Regions from separate parts of the Mus musculus genome. Here region 2 is linked to region 1. A link is a loop called in an ENCODE intact Hi-C map of the cell type or tissue named here. Cell type or tissue: left cerebral cortex. All regions are shown on one strand. Links, peaks and the distances in the headings refer to the core of each region. The heading gives the core; the rest is flanking DNA.

Evidence for each region. A loop is a pair of places that touch in the nucleus more often than their neighbours do. Peaks named below come from ENCODE experiments on the same cell type or tissue, not always from the same donor. Only the 100,000 strongest peaks of a DNase experiment are listed, where the experiment ranks them.
Region 2: it touches region 1 in a loop (2.2-fold over the local background); 3 of 42 quality-filtered maps call a loop at or near these places.

Annotation. Positions count from the first base shown.
Region 1 is chr6:112,086,053-112,100,716 of GRCm38, reverse strand. No RefSeq gene overlaps it. Among named protein-coding and RNA genes, the nearest start is that of 1700054K19Rik, 120 kb to the left of the region's middle. In left cerebral cortex, for the core only: CTCF peaks have their summits at 7,228 and 9,367 (motif pointing right); DNase peaks (open chromatin) are centred at 7,213 and 9,371.
Region 2 is chr6:110,542,274-110,559,334 of GRCm38, reverse strand. No RefSeq gene overlaps it. Among named protein-coding and RNA genes, the nearest start is that of Gm20387, 95 kb to the left of the region's middle. In left cerebral cortex, for the core only: no CTCF peak of the experiment used is centred there; DNase peaks (open chromatin) are centred at 4,289 and 7,187.

The DNA.
Region 1 (14,664 bases), core at 5,511-13,510:
CAGCATTCACCCTTCTCTGCTTCCTGACTACAGAAGCAACATAACCAACTGACACATAGGAGCTGCCATACAGTTCCACCATGATAGCTTGTGTCTTCCCAAACCATGAGCTAATATTTCTTCTCTCTTAGGTTGCTTCTTATCTGGTATTTGCTCATAGTAATGTGGAGAATAACCAGTACATGTAATATGGAAGTCAAAGGGGCAGGGCAGGTAATATTCAGCCCCATTGTTCCAGGACTATCAGAGCTTATGTGTCTTTCTAAGAACCAGGTGCACCTACATAGTCTGGTTATTTCTGGGCCCCCTTCATTCTGTCCAGTTTGACTAGAGAAAAATGAAGGAAAACAGAGAGATGTCTCCTCTCTCCACTTCTATCCTACAATCCTGTGGAGAGCCGTGCCGTGAGCAATCGCCATTATAAGATGGCGCTGGCTTCCACTGCGCCTAACTAGTAAACAAGCCTTATGCGCAAGTGCAAGAGTGAACTCACGCCTAGGCACTGCCCATCTCGGGGTGTAGTAATGGGGTGATGGGCGAGCAACAAATCAGGAGCTGTCACGCCACATCAGGTGCTGAAACGTCATGCTGCGGGGTATATAAGCAGCGCCATTTTCCCAGTTCCGGGTCTTCCCTCCTGATAAGTAATCAATAAAGTTTTTTGCCGCAGAAGATTCCGGTTGTCCTGAGTGTGTTCTTGCCGGCGGGGACAAAAGCTCGGGCAATACAATCCCACTACAGCCGCAGTATAGATAGGCATCAGCAGAGGAAGCCTGGCCTATCTGTAAAGGCTCTGAGGTTGTGGATTACTCCAAGTGTGCCACATTGCAGCCCATGTGTCTCAACAAATGTCATTTCCTTTAAAGATAACAAGTTCTCTCAATTTCCGATTCTTCTCTCTTGTCCAAGCAGAGAGGAAAAGTTATATACACTTAGATTTTTCACCTTCTTTGGTTAGGTTTTGTATAGGGTGAAATATATGGTTAAAATTCTACTTTATGTGTGTGTGTGTGTGCACGTGTGCACTATGGCTTGTGTGTGGAGATAGTTTTCCCAGTACCACTATTATGGGGGTCATATTTTGATGCATATTTTCCAGGCATCTGTGGGAGTCAGAAGGTTATAATGTGTGGAGTCACTTCTGGACACACTATTTCTTTAGTGGATGTACCTATTTTCATACCAATACCATACTGGGTTTTTTTTTTTTTCACTATGGCTTTCTAGTGCATTTTGAAGTCAGATATTGTGATACTTTCAGCATGGTTCTTTCTAATCAGACTTCCCTTGGATATTTTACTGTCTTTTGTGATTACATCTGCATTTTAGAATTAAAAAAAATTACTTGAAGCCTATATTGGTGTTTTGATGGGAGTCATATTGAATCTAGGGACCATTTTGTTTATGATACCTATTTATCAATATTATTTTTTCCAATTGCTGAACAGAAGAAAACTTTACATTTTTATTTTCTAGGAAATATTAGCTCAGCGGTGTCTCTTTTGATAAGGACACCGGTAATTTGTCAGACCTTAGAGAAGGAGAGGACAGGAAAGCAGGTTTAAAAGAAAGACAATGAGATGAATTGTCTTTCAGGGTAAAGATATATGAATGCTGCATATTCCAAAGAAAGCCTTAAGGACCATTAACCAGAGTGGGGTTCCATGTCTTAAAAGTTTCTAAGGGAGGAGAGGTCCCATACCATGTGATAAGAAACCCATAGTAAGTGCTTGTGGCCACGTTTCCACGTTTCCATGTGACACTAGAGAGGAAATGCTGTAAGGGGACCTTTGTAACTGTAGGTAGTCTTTCAGCTTTTTGCAGATATATATATATATATATGTAGAGAGAGAGAGAGAGAGAGAGAGAGACAGAGAGAGAGACAGAGAGAGAGAGAGACAGAGAGACAGAGAGAGAGACAGAGAGACAGAGAGAGACAGAGAGAGGTTGGAGGGAGATCCAGCTACACTGTTCAGAGCAGCTTCCTCTTGAATCTCGGTCACTAACACTCTTATGCTACTAGACCTTCATTATTTCCCTAGAGGCCTCACCTGCATAATGGGATAAGACCTCACTACATTATCTTTGTGAAAAAACACAAACATTCAGTCTACAACTCAGCACATGAAATCATTAACACTGTAGATTAGTAAAAGTAAGGATAAAATATTCTGGATGGGCAACATGAGTCGGGGGGGGGGGTCTGGGGTTCAGGTGAACAGATGTCCTTCTGAGTGGATACTTGAGTCTTCAGCAAGGCACTAGACGACAAGGAACAGTTTCCTTATATCCCTGTCTTGAACTTAGCCTATACAGTGTTAAGTCTCACTGGGCTCGGAATCACATCTTCACCATACTGACTCTGACTCTAAAGATCCACTAGCATGAACACAGCATGAGTCTCTCTCCATCACTGGCATATACTAATGATGTGGACAAAACTCAGCATCAAACCTACGGTTCACTTGAGGCAGCTGGCGCATTCAGATGTCAGTGGACGGTTTATATCCCCAAAGGTAAAAATGTTACTAATTTATTTTTAAATCTTAGGGATATATTTGACACACAAAGGAAGAAATCAGAGCCCAATCCAACTGAATACATTTAACCATCATGGTTGCTATGCAGGACATGCTTATAGCTTATCCTTGACCTGGAGGTTTTTTTTTTCTCTAGCTCAACTTCAGGCAACACGCAGAGTTTAGGGCAAGCAGGAAGAAGTCTGTTTCCTTGGTTAGTGTTGTGTTAACTTTTCCTGGGGAGACACGAATAAACATTTAATCACCCCAGATGGGGCCCTGAGGACAGATCAACATAATTGTTCCACCAAGGTCTAATTTGCTGAGCTTGCAGATTAATTGAGGTGGCTCACAGAACCATGAATAAGGGGGTTCCTTAAAGGAGCATAGGTGACTACCAAAACAGGTACCTTGCCATGAAGGTCCCCATTCTAAACGATGACCTCATGGAAGCTACTTCATGGGGTCCTTCTTTCAGTTGACTTTCCACATTTTACATACTATAACATCTCTGAGTATCACTTGCAACTGGGTGTGGTGCAAGACAGAGATGCCTTCTCTCTACTTATATTAGGGAGTGTTGGTGACTCTGTCACCATCACTATCACCATTGCCTTATCAGCTCTGTGGTGATGGGTTGATCATACCAAACTTGGTGGGAAGACTAGCAGTGTGATGGCTTTGATACAGGACAGGGCCAGCTGGCTGAGGAGGAGCTCTAGAGTCATAGTCAGGAAAACTGACATGTGTGTCTCAGTGGTGTAGCCAAGATTCTATGCCTTGGGTGGTGCTTGCTTGTGTCATTGTTACTTGAGTCAGTCACTTTACCAGCTTCAACTAATGTTGGATTGAGGGACTCATTCGATGCCAGCTAACTTGGGTTGGGTTGAAGAGACACTTTTAAAAGGAGGCACAGGAGTTGCCTCAGACTCTAAAATGAATAAATCTAATTATCTTTTAGGAGTCAGTTCCCTAGATTAATTTTTCCTTGTCATATTTCTCCCATTTTTGGTTCCACTCTCTAGTTTTAAAAGGATTTATACCTGGGTTATCATGTATAAACCCAAGAAGAAGGGAGTATAATGGAATATTGCTTTCCAGGCCTTAGAACATCAACAAGATAGTGGGAGGACTGCTAACAGTGCAGATTCCTGAATCCTATCCCCAAAGACTCAGAAAATATGTCCCAGAGTTCTCAACAATACCTCCTTTCAGGATTCAGTCACAGGAAGGAAGCCATGGGCCATGCCTGTGTGCAATATTTTTACACACAGGCCTCTAGATCTATAAACACTAGTATCAGGTAGCTTGAAATGGCTTTGTCCCCTAAAACTATCTTAGGAAAATGTGTACTTTCCTGAGTATTATTACTTGCATATGTGCAGCTCATTGCTTTTGTAACTAAATCCCTGAGATGGTATACCTTTGAACTTCCATACTATGAGCACATATAAACCTCCTTAGTCACCATCTGTGATGGTTTGCATCTTCTTGGACCAGGGAGTGGCACCATTTGGAGGTGTGGCCTTGTTGGAATAGGTGTGACCTGGTTGGAGTAGGTGTGTCACTGTGGGTGTGCGCATAAGATCCTCACCTTAGTTGGCTGAAAGTTAGTTTTCCACTAGCAGCCTTTCCAGTAGCAGAACTCTCAGCTCCTCTTGCACCATGCCTGTCTGGGCACTGCCATGCTCCCACCTTGATGATAAGTGACTGAACCTCTGAACCTGTAAGCCAGCCCCAATTAAATATTTTTTAATAAGACTTGCCTTGGTCATGGTGTCTGTTCGCAGCAGTAAAAGCCTAACTAAGACACCATCTCAGGGGTTTTGTTACAAAACAATGAACTGTATATACCCAGGTAATAATATTCAGTAAAGAACAAATTTTCCTGAGATGGTTCTAGGGAAAACGCTAAGATTCTGTATTCCTAACGTGCTGCTAGAAGTCATAAGATACTAGCCTCTGCCCTCCTACTAAGACAAGTGGTCAAATATTCAGAGCCAACATCATTGGCTACCAGACTTCTGTCTCAAGTCTTAAGTGATGCTGAAATCAGATGTGACAGCAATATTCATAAACATCCAACCTATTATTTGATATGCCATTAATCTTCTATGACTATAAGCTTCTCATTATGTTATTAATAATAAATCCTGCTAATTCAATGCAAATTAGTCACAACATTTGTTTTATAATCCTTGTCATCTTATTTCACTCATTTCACTTCATTGAGGAGTGAGACAATGTGGCACCTATCTCTTACAGAATTTGATGAAAAATGGTCTTTTTCCAGGAAACACGATTCCATTCCATAAGATACTCAGTTCTGAAAAAAAAACAAAAACAAAAGAAAATTATCTCAATGACTAAAGATAGCCCAAGAACACATTCTCCCTACCCATGCCCCTATTTTTACATTCTTTCACTTATATTTCTGTGTTGTGATAAGCATGAACATGGTCACCCATGAAGGTATGTATGTAGGCTAGAGGTTGACTTCATTTTTTTCTTAATGCTCTCCAGTACTTTTTGAGATACACACACACACACACACAAACACACACACACACACACACACACACACACACACACACACACACACATATATATATATATATATATATATATATATATATATATATATATATATATATATTAGTACATCTAGACCTTGTCATTTCAGAATTTCAGACAGATTGGTTGGTTATATACATATAATCATACATATAACATTTACAATCTGTCTATGTATAGATATCCCAGTACTAGGGTTATTGATGTGTGCTGCTAGGCCTGGCTTTTATGTGAACTTAGGGCCCCATGCTTGTACAGTGAACACCTTATCACTCTGAACCATTTCATCAGCCTACAAATTCATCTTTCTATGGGCAGCAACTGTATGAGTTAAAAAATTATGTCTGGAAAATATTATTACTTATGTTTTATGCATATACATATTATTGGCATAACAGTCTGACTACAGTGATCATGTATTGTCCTGATTATTTTGCGAACACCCTCATCAACATGAAAAGCCTTATAATTCTAACAGTGAGAGATTACTGTTAATCTAGGTAATAAGCAAGACTGCCAAGTGTCTCAGCCTGTATGGTTGAGGTCCAGCAGAAGTAACCCAGCCTTTGCCGCATCCCCTGCCTCAGAGCCTCAGAGTATATAACTTGGGTGACTGATGAACCCACTCAGTTGCTTTTGGGATTTTTTTCACCCTTATTGGATAGATCTCATTTTATTTTTTTATGTTGTCCCATAACTATCTTCAGTTTGAATGGCTGGATGATTACTAACTTCCACACCCAGGAACCTTGCATGCACAGCTCTGGGGCCATGTTTCTGTTCCTGTGTGACACACAGCTGGTCATGCTGACTGCCAGCAGGTGGGTGCATTGGAATGAAGTTGTATTTAGTCAATATTCACTGGAGTTTTTACTCTATGGTGGGGCCATGATTTCTAGAGAAATTTAGAGATATGAATGTAAAGACAGGAGCTGGGGGTATAGGTCAGTGGGAGGCTGTGTGCTTATCTATGTTGTGTGTACATATATGCACATTTGCATGTGTGTGCATGTGTGTGTGTGTGTGTGTGTGTGTGTGTGTGTGTGTGTGTGTTTATGTGTGTATCTGTGCATATGCACATGGAGAGGCTAGAGGTCAATACTAGGTATCCTTCTCTATTGCTTTTAACCTGTTATTTTGAGATAGGATCTTTTAAGGTACTTTTTAGGCGAGAGTGGCTGGCTAGAAAGTCTCAGAGATATGCCCATCTCTCCACACTCTTTAGCACTGGGGTTATGCTTCATCGTATCTGATTTGAATGTGTGCTGGGGATCTGAATTCAAGTACTCATTCTTGCTTAGCAAGGACTTTCCCCACTGTGTCCTCTCTCAGTCCTTGTGTTATGAGATGGGTGGTATATGCATTGGCAAAGTAACCTTTCCCCCACCTCTCAAACCAAATTGGAATAAATCTGCCCTATAAGATATTTTGCCTCAGTATCTTAAAAAGTCCATAAATGGAGAGGCTAAAGCCACAAAGAAAATCACAATATAATGAAACCAGGGTCTTTTGAGGATTTAGCGCCTTCACTGGTATGCATGTGTGGCCATCAGAAAATTTCCTGGTGATTTGACTTCTGATACAGTGGGAAGAACTTAGTTTCAGCATCAGGGATTTTAAGCTGCAAAGAGTCACTCCAAACACAAGAAGCCATAGCCACTAAGATATAGCTGTTGATTTCCTCAATTATATCATATATCTAATCCCTTGTCTACTAGTATAATGAGGACATAGTAAGAAAGTAACTATCTATAAACAAGGAAGAAAGTTTTCACTAGGAATCTACCAACCCAAGAGGTCACTTGATCTTAGAACTCTTGCCTTTAGAAAAGTTTGTCATTTTAAGCTGCCTAGTCTGTGGTATTTTATTATAGCATCCTAGGCTGTGTACTTTAGCTGGTATATCAGCTAACATAGTATGAGAGTCTGACTAAGATATGGCTGGCCTTTAAGCTGTGAGGATCCATGACCCTGATTAATACACTACGTATTCAGGGAGGCGAGCCTAAGTTCAGGTTATAGAGTAGATAGCAAGTAAAGCTACACGGGAAATAGATGTGGAGGTTTGACTGGGAAATGTCCCATTAGGTTTCAGTATGCAAATACTTGGTCCCCACTGGGTGGTGCTGTTTGGAGAAGTTTAGGAGGTACAGTCTGTCTATGCATCCAACAGTGCTGTATGTAAGAAGGCCAGGAGCCCAGGCTTTGATATAGAGGAGAGTAATGAATCCAATATCCTTCACTTAGCATCTGTGTGGTTTTTCATCAGGCATGGGACTTCTTGGTATTCCAGCAACTGAGACAGAAATGTGATCTGGGACCTAGTATTAAGTGACATTGTTCAAGTAAAAGAAAACCAACCAACCAACCAAACAAACAAACAAACAAAAGGTGGGCACAGATCTTGGTATAAGTTGACAGTTTAAAATAATTATCTAGGTATTTATCATTATCTAGGCATAGTTGTCTAAAATGTTGTTATTAATGATATGGAGCCACTGTGACCTAGACTCTGAAATATATCGATTTACTACCCATTTGAAGACGACAGTGTCCATTGTATACAAGGGCACAATGCAGCAGCATGGGTCCATGGCTGAGTCCAGCTCGCGCTTGGTGAATGCTCATTCTCTTACTCCATGTATCACTAACTTGAGAGCATATAGTTGATCATGGGGGACTGGAATAGTGACAGGAGGAGGAGGCTGGCTGGTCATACTGCATCCAAAGTCAGGAAACAGTGAACATAGACTGGATCCAGACTATGACATCTCCTGGTCTGTTCTAGTGTCACACTTCTTCCAGCAAGGCTCCACAACCTTCCTAAACAGCACCACCAAAGAGGACAGCATTCAATCACATGAACCTATATGGAACATTTCACATTATATCCAAAACACTCCTTATTGTGAGTGTATTTTGTTTATGTCTTTGAAGCCACTTTTCTGGCCTACCACCTTCAGAATGGATTAAGAAAATATTCACATTATAAAAATAGTTTCTAGGTGCTAGAGAGATGGCTTAGCAGTTGCTGTTCTTGCAGAGGACCCAGGTTCTAGTTCTAGCACTCATACAGTGACTCACAACTGTTTATAACTCTTGCTTTACATGGTCTAACATCATCTTCTGGCCTCTGCAGGTACCAGGCACATAAGTAAGTGTACAGATATACATGCAGGCAGAGCACTCAAACACATAAAACATAATAAAATTCAAAAATAATTTTGAGTATGATGCCAAAATTTAAAGTTACTAACATTCTAGTTGCTGCTAAGTCAGAGCGATGTTGCTGAAAACACAGCTGATACAAGTTCATGGTATCTTTTCTAGATTCACACAGACACAGAGCACAGGTAGCCCAGGTAGCCCTTGTGCTCTGTTTAAATACCTCCATTTAAGAGTACAAAGATTGATCATGATTGTCAACTTGACAGGATTTAAAAATCACCATAGAAACATGCCCTTGATATCTCCAGGGAGGTGTTTCTAGAAAGTGGTAACAAAGGATGAAAAACCCACCCTGAATGTGAGCAACAGCAACCCAAGTGCTGGGGTCCTAAAATAAAAAAGAGAAAGCAAGCAAGCAAGCTGAGTAGCACTATTGCTCCCTCTCGACTTCCTGACTGCAGGGGCAATGTGCCAAGCTGCTTCCTGCTGGCACTGACATGCCTCCCCAGCTGCGATTGACCATACTCCTTAGGTTGCCATTGATGGTATTATGTCGTGACAAAGAAGAGAGTAACTGATACAAAGGACTCCCTGGGGTGAGCTGTAGCTCCTGTCCTTAAAGCATCCATAAACTCTCAGGAGCAGGCACGTGAAAGCACAAACAGAAATGGGAACATTTGATACTGTGTCTCAGTTAGTTAATATTTTTAATACGATGAAATTATCCTGTGTCCAGAGAGCTAGTTATCTTTCAGTTGGATCTCAACACCAGCTCAGAAAACAATTTTTTCCGCAGCTTTCCTGGATTCTCATCCTTACAGCATGCCTTCCACATGCACATGGTTTAAGTCCCTGGTGTGCACACACATATGCAGGGTTTTGTTTGTTTGTTTCCCTTACACTGATTTGTATTTGCTTGCTCACTGTTATATTGCTTGACACATAGTAGGTGTTCAGTATAGGCTGTGGACTTATTAGCTGCATTTTTTCAGACCAGAGCAAACCACACTGAATTAAAATAGTAGCTTTTTTAGATCGGCAACTGGTTTGAGCAGGCATTGCTTATATCCTAGTTGATGAAATGGCCAAAGAAATGGTTTGTGCCCAGTAGAGGGAGCTCCATCCCTCAAAAGTTTCCTGTGCCTTCCAGGACACCTTGGTTTAGGTTAGTGTGAGTCTCTGCCTTCTTAGAATATGGGAGGCAGCTGGGGCAGATATGGAAAGGGTAGGAGGGAAGAGAAGGGAGGAGGAAATGATGTAATTGTATTTTAATTAAAAATGTAAGATATTAGTGGAAAAAAATAGAGGGATCCAGAAGAGTATTTAGATCAGGCACTTTGTCCCAAGCAGAAGCAGAAGAAACAGAAACAGAAACAGAAGCAGACGCAGAAGTAGAAGCAGAAGAAGCAGAAACAGAAGAAGAAGTAGGAGAAGCAGAAGAAGCAGAAACAGAAGAAGAAGTAGGAGAAGCAGAAGAAGCAGAAGCGGAAGCAGAATCAGAGGTTATTAGCCCATGGCTTCCCTTTCCACTCCATTCCTTTTCCTTCCCAACTTCACTCGTTCTGTCTTTCAGGAGCCAGGCACTGTTTAGCCACAAGAATGTGTTCTGAGAAATGTGCTGTCAGACAGTTTTATCTGTATGTAAACATCACGGAAAGGACCATGCATTCCCAGTCTTGGACAGTGTGGTCTTTGATTCAGACCAGAGACACAGTGCAGGCTGAGGAGATGGGAGAGGCAGAGAGACAGATAGCAGGGAAGAAAACTTGCTCATGACTAGGCCTGGCTCCTGGCTCTTCCTCTATTACAAATTCATGCTGAATTTGAATGTGTGAACCAATGAACTGCTTAACACTTTTCAAAACTCCTGATCTTGACAAATTGTCCATACATTCTTTTGATTTCCATTGAAGGTATATGGAAATGAAAGGAAAGTTGTGTGTGATGATGAACAAATTGAATAATGGAAATAGTTTTAGGGATTATCACATTTGGGGTGATGGGGCTAATGTTGGCTTACAAGTTCTGTTCTCTTAATGTGTTTGTCTATAAAGAAGAACTGAGACATTTTGTTTTGGCCTAGTTGAAAGTGATTAGTAATGTCTACCTTGGGTCCAGTAGTAGACAGTTACACACCAATAGAGATTTGTAATCCCTGAGTAGTCTAATGACCTCTTTTCAAAGAAGTGAAGAACTGCCCTGTCTTTAAAGCTATGCAGAAAATTAGTGGCAAGGAGCAGCTTGGCAGTCAGATGTCCTAACTCAGCTAAAAGACTTATTACCATCATGCCATCCACTTCTTCTGTCCTTGACTCTTCAGTGTATTCTTGTTCAAGCTTTCTCTGTGTGTGGGTAGGTGGGAGAGTAGAAACACCAAGAGGGAGATTCCCAAGAAAGGGTGGCAGTAATATGGGCATTGATTGTGTGTAGTCAGCTTAGCCTGCAGGTATGTGAACATATGAATTAGAAGCTAGCCTGGGCTGGATAGTGAAACTATATGCACATGGTTTTGACTGTTTGGACCCTGGAGAAGGCAAGAGTGAAGGCTATGCAGGAGACAAAAGAAGGTGAATCAGTGGGCATTGGAAAGATCAGATCACAGAACAGAACAGAGGAGTGGGTGGGGCGTGAACATGTTGAGAGTGTGGGACATGAGGACCCCTTTTCCATCTGTGTGTGTGTGTCTATGGAGAGAGGGAGAGAGAGAGAGAGAGAGAGAGAGAGAGAGAGAGAGAGAGAGAGAGAGAGAGAGAGAGAGAGAGAGAGAGAGAGAGATTTCACTGTGTAGGCTAGGCTGTGAGGGTCTTTCCAGAACCTGCAGGAATATAGGACCAGTGTTGCTCCCTTATGTTTCATTTTCCTCATCTGATAACTGCTTTCCAGAGTTGACCTGATCACAGAAGTGGGAGGTATTATTTCTACTATGCTTCCACAAGAGTACTGAGAACTTTAATGATGCTTTGTTCCATTCAAGTTCTACTTAATATGTGTTTGTGGAGGGAGCTTGACCCACCATTGAGTTCTTAGAGCAGTTAACAGGGGACAGTGATAGTGTTGAGGTTTCTCAGAATCTTTCTTACCATACACTCACTGGCTCTTTTTACTTTGGATAAATTACCCTGATTTTATGTGCCTCAGTTTCCCAATCTGTAAAGGTGGTTGTTCTCTATGGGGAATAGTTGCTATGGAACACAATTAGTAGAATCATAGAAATTGCTTAGTGTGGTAACTAAAGTTCCTAGGCATCTGTACACACATGTATATGTGTGCACCCACAAACAAGTGCAATGCAAGTGTTAACTTTTCCATTTGTTTGAGATACACTTCACTGTGTAGGCTAGGTTAGCTCGAACTCATAATCTTCCTGCTTTAACTTACCCACTGCTAGAATTCCAAGCATGTAGCAACACACTGGACTATAGCCATGCTTAAATCCACAAGTGTAAAATGTATAATCTGTCAGTCTGTCTGTTTATCTATTTGTGTTGTTGCTACATAGGTGTGTGATATGTGTGCGTCTTTCTGCATGTCAGGATGAAGTTGGCTGTCCTGTCTCATCATTCTCCACTCTTTTCTCTGCTGGGATCTGGAGCTAGGTTGACAGCTCGTGAGCCTCCAGAATCCTTCTGCCCCTGCCCTCCACAGCTCTTGATTCTGCAGCCATGCTTAGCTTTTTATGAGTGTAGTGTTGATTTGAATTCAGGGGCCTCATGCTTGTAAAATAAGCTTTTTGTCCATTCAGCCATCTCCTCAGCCCAAATTATCCTTATTTATAATTCCGTGAATATATATATATATATATATATATATATATATATATATATATATATATATATATATATGCATTTTTAAAATTTTTCTTTAAACTAGGGAGAATGCTTCAAATCTGTTCCCTTACTATGTATTATTGAGTTATCATAGCTAACTCTATGTTTATTTTCCTTCCCTTTTTAAATATATATACCTAATTATATATATAAATAATTTATATCATGGCGTGCCTCTCAGAGGCCATGCATATAGCAAATAGATAGAGATGTACAGGGAAGAAGAAATATCTTCCCCCAAAGCTCGGGTTCAGAACTGTTAAGACAGGCTATCTGAGTCAAGAATCCAGATATTCAATTTCTTGGTAGTGCAGCCACAAATCTAAGTAACTACTTTGCAGAATAGAATCAATTGAACTTTGGAATTCTAAAAGTCCAAACTCGGCTTGAATGACTTGCCACCTGCTTTGATGCATCAATTGTGATGTCATTGAGTTCTTTACCTGGTAGATAATGAGCTGATAAGAGATCTTTTCTGATCAGTGCCCTTGTGGGTTATCAGAAATGGCCAGGTTACCCCACTGGTCTGTGGTAGGTCAGTAGCTGTGGATTGTATAGAGGGGTGGCACCTTGCCAGTGAACTCTCAGTATTGAGATGGCCTCTGCTGATGGAATATTGATCTCAGGTCTGTTGGTAACAATGGGATTCAGGGGTGAGCCGTAATAAAACAAGCCCTTATTTAGTTTGCTGGGTAGCTGCCACCCTGTTAACTCTCCTTTGTAACTGAGCCTTCCAGTTCCAGGAGAAACATGTGTTGTCTTGCTTATAAAATGGATCTTGATGGAACTTGGGAAAAATGTGCTAAGAGAAAAACAGCAGAATGGATCCATTGTAACCATTGGTGATCCATGACCCTCATTAGAAATAGATCAAATCCATAGATCTAGGAAGATTGCAAAGTTGGTAAAGGGCTTGCTTTAGGAGCAGAACAACATAGTGTTGATTGATATCCAGCACCCACATAATAAAACCTGAGTGTGGTAGCCTGTTCCTTGTTGTCCTGTTCTTGGGAGTTGCTGTAGGTGGATGGGTGTTAGAGATGGGCTTCCTAGCGTTTGCTAGCCAGTGATGGATCATTTTTCCAAAATTAAAAAAAAAAGGTAGATGATACTTAGTTGTCTTCTGGCCTTTTACACATATGCACACATGTATCCAAGTACATACACACAGCCACAAGCAGGCAAAGAAAAAATTTAAAACGTCTCAAAGCAAAGATGATTTTCAAGCCATGTAGCTAAGGCTTCCTACATGGGTTCCTAACATTGGTGAGAGAGGTAATGATAGGCCATCAAGTCTGATGCAGGAAGAAGACCTTAAACTTGCAGATGGGGTACGGTATCCGCTGCATGCATCTCTGAGACAGACCCTGAGGTAGGATGGAGCTGTGCAAATTAGAAGCCAGCTAGCTCCTCTGGTTTTCTCCGTACTTTCAATTAAGCTATTTCCAGAAGCCATGGCACAGATGGCGTTTTTGCTTGGTTTTGCAGGGTAACTTTCAGTCCTTTGTTACACAGATGAGAGTAAGAGGCAGTGAGCTTTCCTTATTACTCTTCTGGTGCTTTCTTAATGGGTCTTCTTTATTTCTGTCATGTTTTCCTGGGTACAGGAGGGCAGAAGCACATTTCCCTGCCAGGATCTATGCTCAGCCCATTATCTCTATCCATTTGTGATGGAAGCCATATAAGCAAACCCGTATGGAGTGTTTTCCTCTTAAGAGCAAGTCCTCAAACTAGACCCACAGTGACTAATTAAATCTATTTGATATTATTAAGTATATGACTGTGTTTTATATGATATGACTGAACACACACATACATGCATGCACACATGTCCACACCCACCCACCCACCCACCTACACACCCAACCCACCCACCTACACACCCAACCCACCCTCCTACACACCCAACCCACACACATGTGCGAATGCACACACACTGTGGACTGAATCCTGTGCATCTTGTTTTAGATGTCCTTTGGAGGAAAAAGGTCTCTTTTGACTGGCTTGGAGCTTACTAGGTAGAACAAGTTGACCTTGAGCTTGCTGTAGTCCTTCTGCCTACTAAGAGCTGGAATTACAACCAGCCAGTAGGGAATGTCTCCTCTGACTATAGCCCTTAAAAGGTCCAGGTTACTTCCTTAGCATGAAGCAGCACTACCAAAATCCTCATGTGACTTTTCAGCTGGCATTTTTATACATGTCTCTAGACTTTGTGTATTAAATATCTCTCCAATTCATGTGCTGAATGAAGGTTTAGTCTCCAACATAGAGCTACTGAAAAGTGGTAGGACTTTCTGGAGCAGGGCTCTTAGGTCATTGGGAATATGTCTTCCAAAGAGACTATGAGAACTCAGACCTCTTTTTCCACTCACCAACCCCAAATTTTCTTAACAAATGTTCAAAGCACCAATACTAAGCAACTGTAAACTGGAATCTTTAATACTGTGAGCATGAACCTTTTCTCTTTATAAACTGTGGTCTTAGTTATTTTGCTACAGCAATAGAAAGATGAATAATACAACTATAGGGAAATTATCTGCCTATTATATGCATGGTGTGTATGTGTGTGTTTGTAT
Region 2 (17,061 bases), core at 3,559-11,558, 1.5 Mb after region 1:
ACGAGCACAGTATTTGACAAATGAAATTTAATATTCCTTAGCTACTGTCATCTCTTTGGGAGAGAAATTAAATAAATATTTGTTCCACTGCCTGTACACTTTCAAGTTTCCCTCAAAAATGTCTTTGAAACTGAATCATACCTTTGGGCTTAGAGTGCATGAGAAAAGCTCTTATAAATTCAGCTTCAATTTTCTGCAGCTCAAAAAACTCAGTTAAAATATTTCAGTGCATCAAATATCCAGTGAAGTTAAACAACAACAACAACAACAAAAACCCCACTCCTATCCCTAGGGAACTTGGCTGGAGAGGGAGAGGGAGAGGGAGAGGGAGAGGGAGAGGGAGAGGGAGAGGGAGAGGGAGAGGGAGAGGGAGAGGGAGAGGGAGAGGGAGAGGGAGAGGGAGAGGGAGAGGGAGAGATACATTTTTTCTTTTTACATCTCAGGAGAGATAAGATGGAGGTTGACGAATATGTTTGTGTTGCAATGGAGTGATTCAATGCAGGAACTTAAATGTGTTAACCACATAAAGCTACATCCCCATACTACAGTGTCTATATGAAGTATGCTTTTATGCTTAACATATTTTATCATTCTTTGACAATGTTGCACACACACACACACACACACACACACACACACACACACACACTCTATTTCTATAATTTTAAACATTCTCTCATGCAACTCTTCCTAGATCCCCTCTACTGACCCTCCTCTCAAATTCCTTTCTTTCAACCCTTCCCATCTTCCTTTCTCAATACCACTTTCTCTTTATCCTCTTCCATCTTTGTTGTTGTTGTTGTTTTTGTTTGCTTTGTTTTGTTTTTTATTTGTTTAACCCAAAGACTCCAATTAGAGCTTCCTGGTTTTGCATGGATTTTGGAGGTGGGAGGGGGGAATGTATCCACTGGAACATGGGCCAGCAGTAAGGGCCACAGTCATGTCCAAAGTTTTCCTTCTCTTCTTCAGCAGCCATCAATGTCAGTAGCTCTTCAGCTAGGGCCAGGAACTCCCCAATCCATGCTGCAACTTTGAAAGGTGTGGTCTTGTGCAGGGCTTATTCTGGCAGTCTCAGCTTCTGTGAGCTTCTGAGGACCATGATTCTGTCATATCCAGAAGACACTATTTCCTATCAATCCTCCCTCACCTCTGACTCTTATGTTCTTTCCTCTCACCATCCAAGTGTTGGCTCTGTGTGGGGACATGGGGCATCCATGTCCTCTTAGGGCAGCTCATTCTTCGTGTGGAATACCTTAACACCTGAATGCTTAACCATGGATTTTTTTTTTGTCTTAGATAAAAAAAGAGTAAATAAAATTCTTTGCACTTTGAATCCTTTAAAGGAATTATATAGGTCAATTCCAATTAAGGAAATATAGGTTAAATTCTGAGTGGATTTGACAATTTGTAATTGAATATTTAGATAACTCTAATTTGAAGATTGGCTTTGCTGGTATTTTCTGGCAGGGTATGTCCAGTCAGATTGTTCTTTTTTAGATACTAAAATATACTCATATACTCAGCTGAAAGTTTCAATGGGCCAGGAGGCATTAGAAAGACAACATTTAAAGAAGCAATGGAAACATTTTTCCAAATGGAGTTGAAAGTTGAAAATATAATTCATAGTACTCTTTTCATCCATAAAAACGTGTCTGTTGCCTAACTCACATAGTAACTTGGTTGCTGCTACTTTCATTTGCACACACAGTGGTAAAATGATTGGAAGCTGAAGAGAATCCACGTATCCTGCAAGAGGTAAAATGAAAACCAAGAGAGATCATAATTGGTCAAAAATGGAATCCCTAATTTCCCCATAAGAATCCTGCATCTGAGCACTGGGCCAAGCTGTCTAAAGTATTTCATTAGCAAGCCATCTTCCCGAAAACCATGCCTCCATTTTAGATGCATTCAGTCTTCCTTTTAATGTTATAAAGCATCACCATGAAAGGGGTAACTTGATGAATGTCATTAAAAGTTATACCTCAAAAATGTTGGGGCATCATTGTAGGATATAGAAAGGCAGCAATACACACACACACACACACACACACACACACACACACACACACACACACACAGACACACACACACAATTACTCTATGTGACTGAAATTTCATGTGAGTTTTAGGTGTTTCATGGAAAAAGCCATGTGGTAAACTGAAACGGAAAGTGCCCTCTAAGGAAGTTAAGTGCCTCACACTTTTACAGCATATTTCTTTTACAATAGTAGCCAATTTTAAAAAGATATTATCATCACTTTCAGACACAGATAAATTTAAAAATGTGATTGTGTGGCAATAAAATTTGTAGCTGAAACATCATTTCCCCATTAAATCAGTTTTAAAAATTATATATATATATATTTTTTTTCCTGGGTGTATGTACCACATGTGTGTAACTGAATTCCTGGAACTGGAGTTATCAACTGTTGTGAGCTGCATGTGGGTTCTGAGAACTGAAGCCAGGGCTTCTAAAAGAGCAACAGGTATTCTTATCATCAAACCATCTCTTCAGCCTCCAAAACCCTTCATCCACTCCAAAAGTAGTCAATTCTTAACATTGAATTTTACTTGCAGATTATTTTAGCAAATTTCCTGACTTCTGTTATTCTTAAAGAATGGAGGAAAGCTGAGTTCAATTCATTGTGAATATTATCAGTATCTAATAAAAATCCCAATTCTATATTTATAGAGAAGTCTTTTTAAAATAGAGATGAAAAACATTCTTAGAAGCTAAATTATCATGTTTTATTGGACTACACTTCTGACTTTATTTTAAATTACAAAATATGAATGTATATTATTTCCTGGATTTAACTTATATCAAATAAAATCTCCTTCAATGATTGCACTATCTCAAAGATTGGTATCTTCATACCTTTTATTTTAAAGGCAGAATATAGAGCTTTAAGCTATAGGTTGGAAGTTTAACATTTTGTACATCTCCCAATTGGTTATGTTTTAGCATAAGATGATAGAGACCCATATCTCTAATGAACTTGTCTCATTGCTCCTTTCTAATGTATCTTTCAACTTTGAGCACAAATATAATATCCACCTGTTAAGACTCAGTTAGAAAGAAAATGAAAGAAAATAAGGATATTAAAAACAAGAGAGAAGCTGACTTCATAGAAAAGGCTTCTTTCCTGAAAGTGTTCATCAATTTGTAATGTTGCTTGTGAAAGGCTCTTATGTACAGGACTACATCATCTGCACCTAGGGAAAAACTGACTTTTTTCTTTCTCATTTGTATTTTGTTTGTTTGTTTGTTTCTTTATTTATTTATTATCTTGTCATTTGTGCATAACAACACCCTTTATAAATAATAGACAAATTTAAAGTAACCCAGGCACTCATGAGTGAATAAGTAAACATACCAAAGGTAGTATGAGGACTTGATGAAATATAATTCAGCAATAAAACATGGAGTAGATGTAGCTGATGCTTGCTGGAAGTGAGGATCTTATAGCTCATATCAAGGAAGAAATAAGATACAAAACTGTACATAATGCATGATTTATATCAAATATATAGAAAACTAAAGTTCATAGAGACAGAAAATGCATCTATGTTTATATATGGCTGTTATGGGACAGAGGCTAATTAGTTGTGTGTTGGTTTAAAGGAATGTGTTTGAGGATGAGGAGTTTTTGTAGTATGCATTCTGGTGACATTTGTACTACATTATGATTTTTGACAATCTATTGAAATAGGTATTTCTACCAAATGGTCATGTGACATCTAAGTTATACTCCAATGAATTCTATATATTTTATAAGAATATCATATATTTTAGAATTTATTTTTTAAATTTTTATTAGATATTTTCTTTACATTTACATTTCAAATGTTATCCCTTTTCCTGGTTTCCCCTCCGAAAACCCCCTAACCTGTCCCCCTCCTCCTGCTTACCAACCCACCCACTCCCATTCCTGGCCCTGGAAACCCCCTATACTGGGGCATAGAACTTTCACAGGACTAAGGGCCTCTCCTCCCATTGATGACCGACTAGGCCATTCTCTGATACCTATGAAGCTAGTGCCATGAGTCCCACTATGTTTTCTTTGGTTGGTGGTTTTGTCCCAGGGAGCTCTGGGGGTACTAGTTAGATAGATCACGTTGGGGATGAAGCAGAATGTCCACTCAGGTCACTTCCTGCTTCAAAATCATCCATTCCCCAGCAGATTATTTTCTCAAGCTCTCACTTCTTTTAAAAGATTGTGTGTCTGCTTCTGGTGTCTTCATCCTCATCACATATTCAACCCACTGCAATCTGGCTTCAGCCTACAACATTCTCTTGCCAGCATTGCTATGACCCCCTTTTGCAGCATGGAGTGGGTGTATTTCAGCCCTCAACTTTCTCTCTCAACACTTGCCCTGTGTTGACCATCCCTCGCTTATATCTTCTTTCTTCTCTAATAGCCAACAACACTGCGGCCTTTTAATTCTCTTTCAGTATCTGTTATTGATTCTCTGTATCTCCTTCCTTGTTTCCTCTTTTCTTCATTTCTTCAGTATTTCCCTGAAAGATTTATTTGTTTGATTTTATGTGTACTAGTGCTTTTGTGGCATGCATGGATATACACTGTGTGCTTGTATGGTGTCTCCACAGGTCAGAGAGGGTGCTGAGCTCTAGGGAACTGTAGTTATGGGACATTGTGGGCTACTTTGTGGGTGCTGGGTGTTGGGTCTCTGTAAGAGCAGCAAAGTGCTCATAGCCTTTGAGATATATTCCAAGCCCTTTGGTATATTTCTTATGTTTTAATACTCGTTACACTACTGTGTGAGATCTTTTTCTCCTGTTACTTCAGAATGGGATGAGATGATTCCCTCCATAAAATCCACACAAAAAAGGAAGATTTGCCTGTTAAAGATATAGACTTGAAAAGTATTTTGAGATGTTCTGAAGTTAGTACTCAGTATCATATATCTTCTTGAGTTGCTTGTTAATTCTTCTGGCCCCAGAGTTTTCGAATCGTTCTCTTCTATGCCATGCCTAGGTAAAGTCACATATTCAATAGGATCAGTTATAATGCATAACTCCAAGACTTGTGTTCAGCTCGGACCTTTTTTCTAACTTTCAGTGTCCACAGATTCAGAATGCTATTAGTGGTCTCATTTTTAGTCCTCCAGAAACAACCTACCATTCTTCCCTGGATTTGCCTCACTTCACATACAGAAGCCGTAATAGTTTCCAACCTTTCATGCTTGCTGTATTTCATACTTTCAAGAATTCAAACTTCTGCGTATATGTTATATATGGTCCTTCTCTCACCTTCTAAGGAATGCAGTATCCACATAAACATTTCAGTAGAAAGATCACTCTAATGGGAATGTATATCCCGTTCCCTTTTTTTGTTTGGTATCCCTCTGCATATGATATTGTCTGGAGTCTTTCTAGCCTACCAATTTTAAATCAAAGATCCTATAATATGCAACTGCTATACACATTGTGGATCCACCCACAGGGTGATTAAACTACATTATGTGTCTCAGCTTCCCTAAATTTCCTTAAAGGCTTAATGATGTCTGGAACCAAGTCACAACCATTTGGACTCCACTAATATAAACCACCTGAGTTATTTAACAGTAATTTTTTGTGTATGTATGTAATGTGGAATCTAAAAAAAATGGCTGTTAAATTATTGTGTTTTCAGATTGCCATAAAATTATCATCAAACTGGAAAAGTATGTACTAGATTTTTTAATAAAAATGTATATATTTGTATAATATTTAATTTTAATTGATGAAATGGAAATAAAAGGGTATTTTAACAAAACTATTGAAAAGTATTACATTTCTTAGTGCTACCTCAGAATAAACCATAATGAATTATATTAAAATTCATTTCCATGTTTTTAGATACAGGAAATAATGCATAAATTTAAGGCTGTTTTAACAGTACTACAAGCTGAAGAACATTTTTATTTAAATAGCCTTGTTCAAGGTCTTTTATTGCTGTTGATTCACATTCCCTGAATGAATGGCATTTAAGATGCTATAATGAAGATTTCCTTTTTTGAAAATACATTTGCTCCTTCTAAAGCCTGTGCCTTTTCATTTGTAGGTTGACTTTGTGGATGGAGTGACTGCCTCACTTAAAATTTCAAGGTACTTCATAATTTTGCAAGTGAGATTTTAAAATGGAAATAGTTCCCTTTGAACCTTTGTATTTACAGTACAGAAGACAAATTGTATGGAATAACTTTTAGAGCTAAATGCTTGGTTTGGATATGAATCTCTCTCATACATGCAGGTGTATGTGCATTTGCACACACACACACACACACACACACACACACACACACACACACACACACATGTAACAACAATTAGGAAAAAAAAAAGAGGACACACATTTGCAAGAGACCAGTAAGAATTATATGGGTAGATTTTTAAGGAAGGAAATAGAAAGGAAAAACAAAGCAATTATATTTTAATCATAAAAATAAAAATAAAGCACACAGTGTCCATTACTTCTGACGAGCCCTTCCACTTCACAGCATATCCTGGTGACAAATTCAGCTCTGGACAGTTTCCCCAGAAGCTGGCAAAGATGGGATGCAATGCAAGCTGCAGAGAGTGAACTCAAAGATTATCCTACATGGAATAAGGTGGCAGACAAAAGATATGCAACTTCAGAATACATGTGTATATTCACTTCAGCCTACAGATTAAAAATACACCTGCAAAAATAAAGGAACTTACTCCACTTTCTAGTTCTGAAAGCCAGTATGAGCATTTCTGAACCCAGTTTTCTCTTCTTTTCTTTTCTTTCTCTTTTTTATTGGTTATTTTATTTATTTATATTTCAAATATCTCCCTTCCCAAATTCCCCTCCACAAATGCCCTATCCCATACCCCTCCTCCTTCTTCTATGAGGAAGTTTACCCACCCACCCACTACTGCCTGACAACTCTAGCATTTCCCTACACTGGGACATCAAGCCTTCACAGAAACAAGGGCCTCCCCTTCCATTGATACCAGATAAGGCAATACTCTGCAACATAGATAGGTGGAGCCATGGGTCCTTCCATGTGTAGTCTTTGGTTGGTGATTCAGTCTTTGGGTGATCTGGGGGTCTGGTTGGTTGATATTGTTGTCCTTCCTATGGAGTTGCAAACCCCTTCAGCTCCTCCAGTCCTTTCTGTAGTGCCTGCGTTGTAAATTCCTGCTCAGTCTGATGGTTGGCTGCAAGCATCTGCATCTGTATATGTCAGGCTCTGGCAGAGGCTCTCAGGAGACAGCTATATCAGGCTTCTGTCAGCAAGAACTTCTTGGCATCAGTAATACTGTCTGGGTTTGGTGGCTGCATATGAGATGGATCCCAGGTTTTCTCTTCTTAAAATAAAAATAAAATGTTATTTGAATTAGTTCTGCATTATAACCCAAATGTAATTATTTAGTCTACATTTCTCAAGTCAAAATTTTTTTCTCAGCTCACCTGGATGAACCCATTAACTTTTATTAGTCTTGTTTAAATATCTATAATTAGTCACATTAGCTAGCATGGGTAGATCTACTTTCTAGGAGAGATTGAGTGGCAACTGTAGCCCACATCTACTCCAATCTTACAGTACCTTTTTAGCTTCTTTAAGTGTTTTTTTGATATAGGCCACTAGTTCTATAGCCTTGCTTCTGTTGCCTTTTATTCTGCAATCAAGTCACAAAACTACTGCATATGTAAGGGTCAGAAAAAGAGTTCCGAATGATGTGTTCCAAGAAACACTATTATATTGCATGGGTATAGGATGGTGGACATACTTTTAGTCAACTAATTTCATAAAATCTTAATTTTTTTAAAAAAGCACAAAATATAGATTGAAATTGTGATTATAAGTTGAAGATTTTATTCATTATATCTGGCATCAGTATCAAGAAGAAGGTAAGAATTTTCAAGTTCTTGAAGCATGGAATTAGAACCTCATTCTTGGTCTCACTTCCTGGATGTGGAAACTTGTATTTTACATCTCTATGAATAGAGATGTCATCATCTTTCCAATGTAAATAATACCTATGATTACCCTCTTTGTTCTGGTTGTTGTGAGACTACAGCATGATCAGTTTTTGAGTTCTATACACAGGCTTCATCCTGCAGGTGCTTCATTCTGCAGGTGTTTCATGAACACCAAGAACAACTAACTATCATTATTATGACTAAATTACTGCAGATATCAATGGATAACATTGGATAAAAAATGAGATGGATCATATTGGATCAAAACAGGAAGCAAAAGTGAAACAACTGACTAGAATAAATATAACATTAAACGTTAGAGACAAGACTATTTCAGAGCTGTTTACCATGTACAAGCCATGGTGTTGTTTCTAAGGAAATAAAAATTCTTCATTCTTATATTTCAAATACATCTCAAAAAGTCATTCAGCATCTCTAGTCACTAAGTATGTGTATAAGTTATTTTATAAGACCTATTATTTCCTAATTTCCTGCTATAGCACTGAAGTGTATCCTCTCTCTCTCTCTCTTTCTCTCTTTCTCTCTCCCTCCCTCACTCTCTCTTTCTCACCCCGCATGCCTGTGTCTGTCTTGTTGTGTGTGTGCATGCATGCATGTTTAAATGAACACATACACAATTATATACTATTTAAGTGTCATTTAAACGACAGCACATTGCATAGATACTGGACTATAGATAGCTGAACATATGGATTATATACAAATACATGGTATAACTCAATATACTAATGTACCAGTCAGTATCAATTTCTGCTCTAGTAAAATCTAATGTCCTGAGAAGGTAAGAAACTATAATACCAATACATTGTATTTATTGATGATAGAATTCACATGAATAATACTACATATTCTTATTTATTAAGAAAACAGGAAAAAGGAAAAAATATAAAATATTGGCTTTTTAAATGAAAGTAAAGTAAAAATTGTTACCCTCAGGGTAGGAAAGTTTTGTGAATGGGAAATCAGAAACTAAGCTGCAAATTTGAGATATTTATTTACAAACCTTTTACTTTTCTATAGTTTCCCATCAAACCTAATAAGTAGTTTATTCCCTTACATTTTAGGCCAGAGGCTAGATTCATATTTGGAATTTTCCATCTTATATTCCCATAGGCTATTTTTACTGATCCCCATGACATTTCTATCAAAGAGTAGATGTCTCTTCTCTTTATTTTCAAGAGATATTATTCATTCTTTTGATGTAGCCCAGTGGGTAGAGAGCAAGTCTTGCATACTAGAGGTTCTCAGTTTGATCCCTAGCACTGCATAAAACAAGACAGTGGATGCATACAGGACTGCAGGATGATCCCAGTCTCTCTGGAGGAAGATGTTGAAGGTAGGGAACTAGGCCATTTGTTGGCCTTAGCTAGCTTATGAAGCACCTGCACTAGGGTAGACCAACTCAGGAGAACATCAAGAGGAACTCTTGTAGTTCTTGTGTAAGGGATACTCATTTTGAAGTGGAAGAGCCTATGTAAAAGCATTTTCCTGATGCTCTGATGGGACTCCAAGAGCCCTTGCCTCTACCCTCAAGTGGCTGTGGGATGACACTAGTTTTTCATCTGTAGAATGTGAGTCACCATTCATACTGTTCTCTTTTCTTTTCCCTGAGACATCGTCTTTAATATTTACAATCTCATTTTATTTTTAATATCCCTAGGAGGCTGATACTTTCACACTTGGTAGCATTCTATCATAGCCTTACATACTTTTCATAGAGATGAGTATGACTAGGCCATGAGTCTCAGGAAAGTGGATTTAACCTGGAGGGAAAAGTCCTTTTGAAATCAGAAATAATAATTCTGGAGCAACTAGAATATGTGTATCTCCTGACAGCTGTGTCTACCACTGTTGTCTGAAGCAAGAACACAATAGTAATCAAGTGAGACTGTGTTCCTGTCCTTAGAAAGATTATATATGAGTGGAAAGAGAAAAGGAGTATTAAATAATAAAAATCAATAATATCCCATAATATTCATATCATCCCCATCTTCCCCCCTCCTACTCCTCCTCCTCATCATCATCATCAGCAGCAGCATCTATCCAAGAGCAGATAATGTTATGATGAAGGATAGAAAACAAGGCAATGAGCTATTTGGAGGATGGGTGACCTTAGAGATGCTACAGCTAGCATGATCAGATGGAATAGGTGCCAATTGTAATTGCTCCCAAAAGTGTAAAGAAAGACCAACTTTCCATTACACTTTCCATCAAAGAAAGAACAACTACAAACCCCTAAGTTAGGAGTCATCATGCTATGTCCTCCGGTCAGAAACAATCTTGACCAACTATGGGAAGAAGAATTCCAAACAATGTAGGCACACCCAAACCAGACCAGGAAGAACCCTACAAGCCACACGAAGAAAACGGAATTTATTCAAACTCATGCAGACAATGAGGATTTTCATGTGACAGTGGCATGACCTAAACAGTTTTTGAAGTTTTCCAGACTATGAGTTTCCACACATGGGAAGAAAGGAACATTTCGGGAAAATGCCACAATAGAGAAAAAAACCCCTAAGCAAAATGCTAAGGTTGAGTAAAAGTTGATGGGCTTCCAAACTTGGATGGGAAGAGTGGGAGAAAATGTTCAGATTCAATATGCAGATGAGATATCGACAGGAACATAAGAAAACATGTCTTAGGAGCTGGGTTGATGATGGTTTATGGTTCAAAGTTTGGAACCCAGCACCCACATGGAGTGGCTCACAGGCTCCTATAACTCTATCTCCAGGGGATTCAGAACTTCCCTCTGGCATCTATAGGCATTTCCCTCCTGTGCATTCCTTTCCCAAATTGCTTACCACATCACATATATGGATAATTTTGTTAATTAAGTTATTAATTAACACATAACTTGAAAACAAAATTAAATTTCCTAACAATTAAATACCACACATAGAGATACAAGATCGCCCCATATTTGCACGGAAAAGGAAAGTAGTATATGTGATTTTGAAGTCTAACTTAGCCATAGAGCAGGTGAAAAAATTCACAGGTAGAATCACAGAGTAACTTACTTTGTCCCACACAAATTACTAAATGCTTACATACTGAATGACTAAATAATTTTTATCATGCAATGAAGGCAATCATCTGTTCCTTTAAACAGAGAAGCACTTAGTTTTGAGTCAATAGTACCATTGTTACTTAATGAACATTTGACAATTTTGTCAACTTGATATTAAGAATTAGAGGTCAAGGGTAAGAAATTTAATGGTAGACATGAGGGTATCTTTCTTACAGGAGATTGCCATCTTGAAAGAACAGGAGATGAAGGATGAAGGCCAAAATTTTGGTGATCATCATGATAAGTTGTACCATTGCTTTGACCCTGAGACTTTTAACTATGACTCAGTTAATGGACAGAATCCTCCAAAACCCTCAGAAGTTTCTATCTATCATGCCTCCTGCTAACATTTGTTTTACTCCTCCTTAATCTGAGCTGAAGATCTGCACACTCCTTTCTCATAGAGATTGACAACTGATGAACTCTGTCATGTTTTGATAAGGAAAAAATTAAGGATGATATGCATGCCTGATTTTTGTAGCACTGTGATATGGATGCTCAATTCCTAGGAATCGGGAGTGAGTGATTCAGCTAGCAGTTTGAGAACCACAACACATTTGCTAAAGTGTGAAGGCCAAATTAATTTTATGCATGGAAATTCCAGGGCAGAACAAGAAGAGATCCTGCTAATGATATGGTCCAACTTCCTCAGAATAATCACTTATAGAAAAAGCAAAGTTCTACATGGTAGTGGAGAAAATGTCTCTAGTTCCTGCCTTGAAATTCATATTTGTTGACTCCTCCATTCTCCCTCACTGAAAATTACATAGCTTGATTACTACTATATGCTTAAAATCTGCATTTGTTCTTATTCCCTGTAAAAAGTCAAGTAATCTGATTTTAAGGATAAATGGGTTCAGAAGTCACTTCCGTTTTATTTTCCAGATGTACTTTAAGGATAGTACATTCTACATAATATGTAGTAAGAATATGTATTGTAAAACAGTAGGTATCACGCGATAGATTATAAAAGAGATGAACAAACCAGGATGTTAAGACAACCTTCTGAAAGATATAATTCAAGCATTCATTTTATAACCATATAATTACATATTTATCACTCATATAATTAGCTATTCTGAAACATACATACATGTATCTTTTTCAATTTACTAAGTATTTTGACTCTTTAAGATAAGTAATGTTTATAATTTTAAGGCATTTAAAGTTATGAGCCATTCATTTGAAGGACTTTACCAGGATTTACTTAATTAGTTCTCCTTGACTGGTGCTCACATGGTGATGAACTTATTGCTACTTTAAGGATCATGGCAATCAGTATGTTATTGTAGTTACCTCTTCATTGGATTATGTCTTCAAGAAAGACCTTAAATACCTAGTCAAAGTATGTACAATGCTAGACTCAGATGAACAATTGTCATACTAATTTACATCTCTATCAACATCATCTACCATGAGTACTCCTACTTGAAGGGCAAATTTGTTGAAGAAATGAGACATATCAACTCTCTGAAATGTGAGAGTGAACAGGGAAGGTTTTATCATGGCTGAAAATAATTCCAGTTATTCATATCACTCTAAAACCCCGTTTCCTTTAGCATATAATTTGACAAATTATAGAAAATACTAATTAGATTTTCTACAAACACTAAGAATTGAATGAGAATTGTCTGCCTTATTGTGGATGCCTAATGACCATGTTAATTCGTATATTCCCATTTGATATATTAAAATATAAAAATGAATGCATGTTTTATAAAGATTAATGGTATTTTTTTACTAAAGTCATTCCAAATTTTAGATATATTTAATATGATTTAAACTGTTTAGATTTTATTACTCTTCTTTTTTTTTTTTTTTTTTGATTATGAGAAAGTGTTTCTCTGTTGTCTAGAACTCACTCTGTAGACCAGGCTGGACTCAAACTCAGAGATCTGCCTGCCTCTGCTTCCTGAGTTCTAGGATTAAAGGTATGAGCTATCATTGCCTGGCTGGACTTTAGTATTGACCAAAAATTTTAATTATGTTTGGTGTGACAACACTAGGGTCAACATTACTGTGGTTATCAAAACTTTCAATGTAAATGCTTTCCTCAGATAATATAATCCCAAGATGGTTATGATTCTTCTTTTAGCTAATATCATCCAAAGAAGGCCATGACTCAGTGAACATCCTAGTGAAAGAAGGACTGAGAGAAGGTCAGATAAAGTCTTCTTCCTCCAAATGAGTCAGTATCATCCTGGCATTGGGTGATGATGTGTTTTTAATGAATACCAATGGGAAAAGTGCTTTGAAGTATATCGAGTTGATGAATTCAGAGTATCAAAGGATACTAGTTCCATGAGCACTGATATCGTCATGAAGAGTAAAGCTAATTGCTCTGATAATTGTCAGAGAAAGCTGCAAAGATTTCAACTTAATAAATTCTGAACGTTGAGGTAAATGGAGAAAAAAATCAAGTTTGCATTTTTTTCAATATAGAATGCATAACATTGCCATGCATACATGTTTTACGGGACCATGGTAACAGAGTGGAGTTCTGTCCTCTGCTACAGTCTCCATACATTTCATACACTGGCAGCTCTGAATACATCTTCTATTAAAAGCACAAGTGTGCCCCCTTCTGAATAAAAGAAATATTGAGACCTATATCTGTACTTCAAATAACAATGTCTCTCCTCTTGGGATCAAACTGAATAAATAAATGTTGGCAAATATCAGTTGTTAGTGAATCCTTTGGGAAATACTATAAGTGATAGACACACACACACACACACACACACACACACACACACACAGAGAGAGAGAGAGAGAGAGAGAGAGAGAGAGAGAGAGAGGCTATGTGGTATTCACCACAGAAAACTTCTGAAATCCAGCATTCCAGAAGAAAGTATGATCTCATTTTTGACAAAGAATCACAGGCCAGGAGCTACATCAAGAAAGAGTCAAGAGAGCCTGGAGAACAATGTACAACTATTTTAAGTACTGAAATAGATTAAAACAAAAAAAGGTAAAGTGTCAGCCCACAGTGATGGTTCAGTTATGTTTTGAAAAACAGTGGCTGTATCAGCTAAGTCTGTGTTTACTTCACCATTTGCTTTGCTTTTTCAGTTTTGAAGATGATGAAATAGAGGTCAGAATGATTAAATAGGTTCAAGACCATTTATTGCTTATGCTTATGCAAATTATTCCACCTGTAGTGAAACTCCCGGATCCAAATAAGCTATTCTGGTAGTTTAATCCACGCCAGATACATTCTGTCTTTAAAAACATTTACTTCAATTCAGAGTGTGCATTTGTTCTCTTGTACATTAAGAAGAAAAATCAACTTAGAACAAAAATACAGATTGGATACAAAAATACAGAATGCATGTTGGATTTGATTTTCTTGGCCATGTACCAACAGACTGTCTCAAAGTTGCATGGAAATGAAATAATGGTGATAGAATAATAAAAATGACAACAGCAATGACAAGGTAAATGACAAACGAATGGGTTTAATTCATAGTATCATTAGAAGTTGATGGTTAGATGACAGCTTACACCACAGTTTAGTATGTCTCCGGATACCTGAAAAAATGTGAACAGGCTTAACAAGCTTAACTAAGTTCAGTCTTGTTGGGTGGTTCTTTGTCTTGTGTTGGCTATTACAAAAGCAGATAAAAAACTAGTTTGTCTCCTTTCAAATGCAAGGGGAGTAGATTATGATTATGTGGGGGGGGGGGAGGAGCTCTACAGGGATTCTTTGATCAATTTGGATTTTTCTCCTAGTCCTATCATGTTATTACAGTAAATATTTTAGGAAGATGTAAAATAAATTTCTATATATAGTGTTTCATGTCATATGGAAAATCTATGTCATTTGCATAAACCATTGTCCTTTTCTTATTTTTCTAGTGTTTTTTTTTTTCTTTTTAATTACCAACCACTAAAGTTATAAAAGCTTTGGATAAAAGGAGTACAACCATAGTCTACCATCCATTTGATTTTTTTTCACAATAATTCTGTGATTTTTACAGAGCCAATGTAGAACTGAGTTCAGTCTGTATTTATTACTGAATTAAGTCTTTGGAATATTTTAGAATTACAAACTGCTTTCTTTGAACTATTCTCAGTGGATAAAGCTGACTGTAAAAACCACATTTAAAACTGTCAGATGCCACATGGTTTAAGATTTGCTAATGATAAACAACAGAATAAATCAATCATTGGACATATATCATCTTAAAACTGAAATATTTGCATTAAATCTGCTTTTTACTATCCAGGTCACATCTATAACTCCTGACAGCAACTATAATCATTTGACATATAGGTGCTCTGTACTCTTTCCTAGTACAAAATCTGGACCCATCATTTGCATTTTAAGTTGGCAGCCTATTATTTGGCCAATGTATTCAATTTCAAAGAGCATTTATTGAATCAACAGATGTAAAAAGTCTTTGATTAAATTAATGGGCATTGTATATTCATTGCCAAAAATATATTCTCGAGTAAAACATACACTATGATCATCGCTGACTATTCATAATTGTGCAATGAACCATCTTGTAGAATAAACAACCTTCATAGTTCTTATTTAGAGAAACTTTAAAACATTCAGTCTAGTAATTACATTGAATAATAGCTTAATTTAAATTGTAAAAGACCTCTAGGGTGTTATTTATTTCATTTCCACTGTGTGATAACTTTCACACAGAAAGAGGCTAAATATACTCATGAATCAATGTGGACAATACAGAATTAATATTGAAAGTAAATCTATTTTACTCTACATTTCTTCAAAACAATAAACTGAATACCATATTTCCATTTATTCCAGCCTCCACTGCACATGTACAGAGGCTCTTTTCTTGGCTCTTGTAACATAAAATTTGTATCTATAATAAAATGATTTTAATATGAATGCTGCCTTTAAAATAATTATATTTGATCAGGAAGGTTGATTCCATTTTTGTGGGTACCTGATATGTATATCAGTATATCATTTGGTACTCTTTCCTGTTGAATTACATATAACTTTTGTCTGGTGAGTTTGGTATCTCCAAATAACTTGCTATTCTTATAGTCACCACTTGAGAGAAGAGCATGGGATGTGGATCTAACCAATGGGTCCCCTTTGACTTCGGTGTCTGTTCAAAGATGGACCACTGTTAAGGATTGTGTGACTTCATTAAAACATTGTTAGCTTAAGCAACATGCAAATATTACCATGGCACTGATCATCCCTGAGACAGTCAACATTTTAATAACAGTAATGTTACTGTAGATAGTAGTATACACTACACATACAGAGTGGGAGGAGCTCATTCACTCGGTTGGGAATGAATGGTGTTGCAGTACTTTTGAAGGCAGTCTTGATGACCCTCATACAGCTTACATGCACTTACAATAAAATCACTGTTGTTTACCAACAGAGTTATAATTACTTTAGTCATAATTAACCAAACTCAGAAGTATTTAAGATAGCTTTTGTTTTTGTAAATTTTCTACTGCTTTAATAAAATAGCACAAAGAAGACAACATATAGTTAAACAAGACAGCATTTATTTGGGACATATAGATATCCCAATAAAAAGGCAACACATTCATTGAAGATGGTGGGAGAATTTTGAGCTTCAAAGTTCACCCATTAGTAACACAGCTGCCCTAGCAAAATATGCTACTAATGCAGGACCATGTGCTCCAACTTGTGAACCTATAGGAGGCAAACTCATTGTCAACAAGTGAATAAAAAGCCAAACTCATCCATCAGCAGGAGAGCATATTTCATCAAAAGAGTTGATCTATAGGACATGGATAGGACCAATTAGTACTTTCTGCTATGTTAAAGAAGGAAGTCTGGAAATGTCACTTATAGTTTGATTCCAAATGGGAAAATTTTGGAAAGATAAAAACCTCTTTAGAGTGTCTACAGCTATACCCACAAAAATGTCTCTAGCTGCAAAAAGATCAGGGTAAAGAAAGAAAGGTCAATCCATAGAATATAGAAGTTTTAGGGTGGTCAAACCAATCATTAAAATGATAGCTCCAAGACTCCATGTATTACTC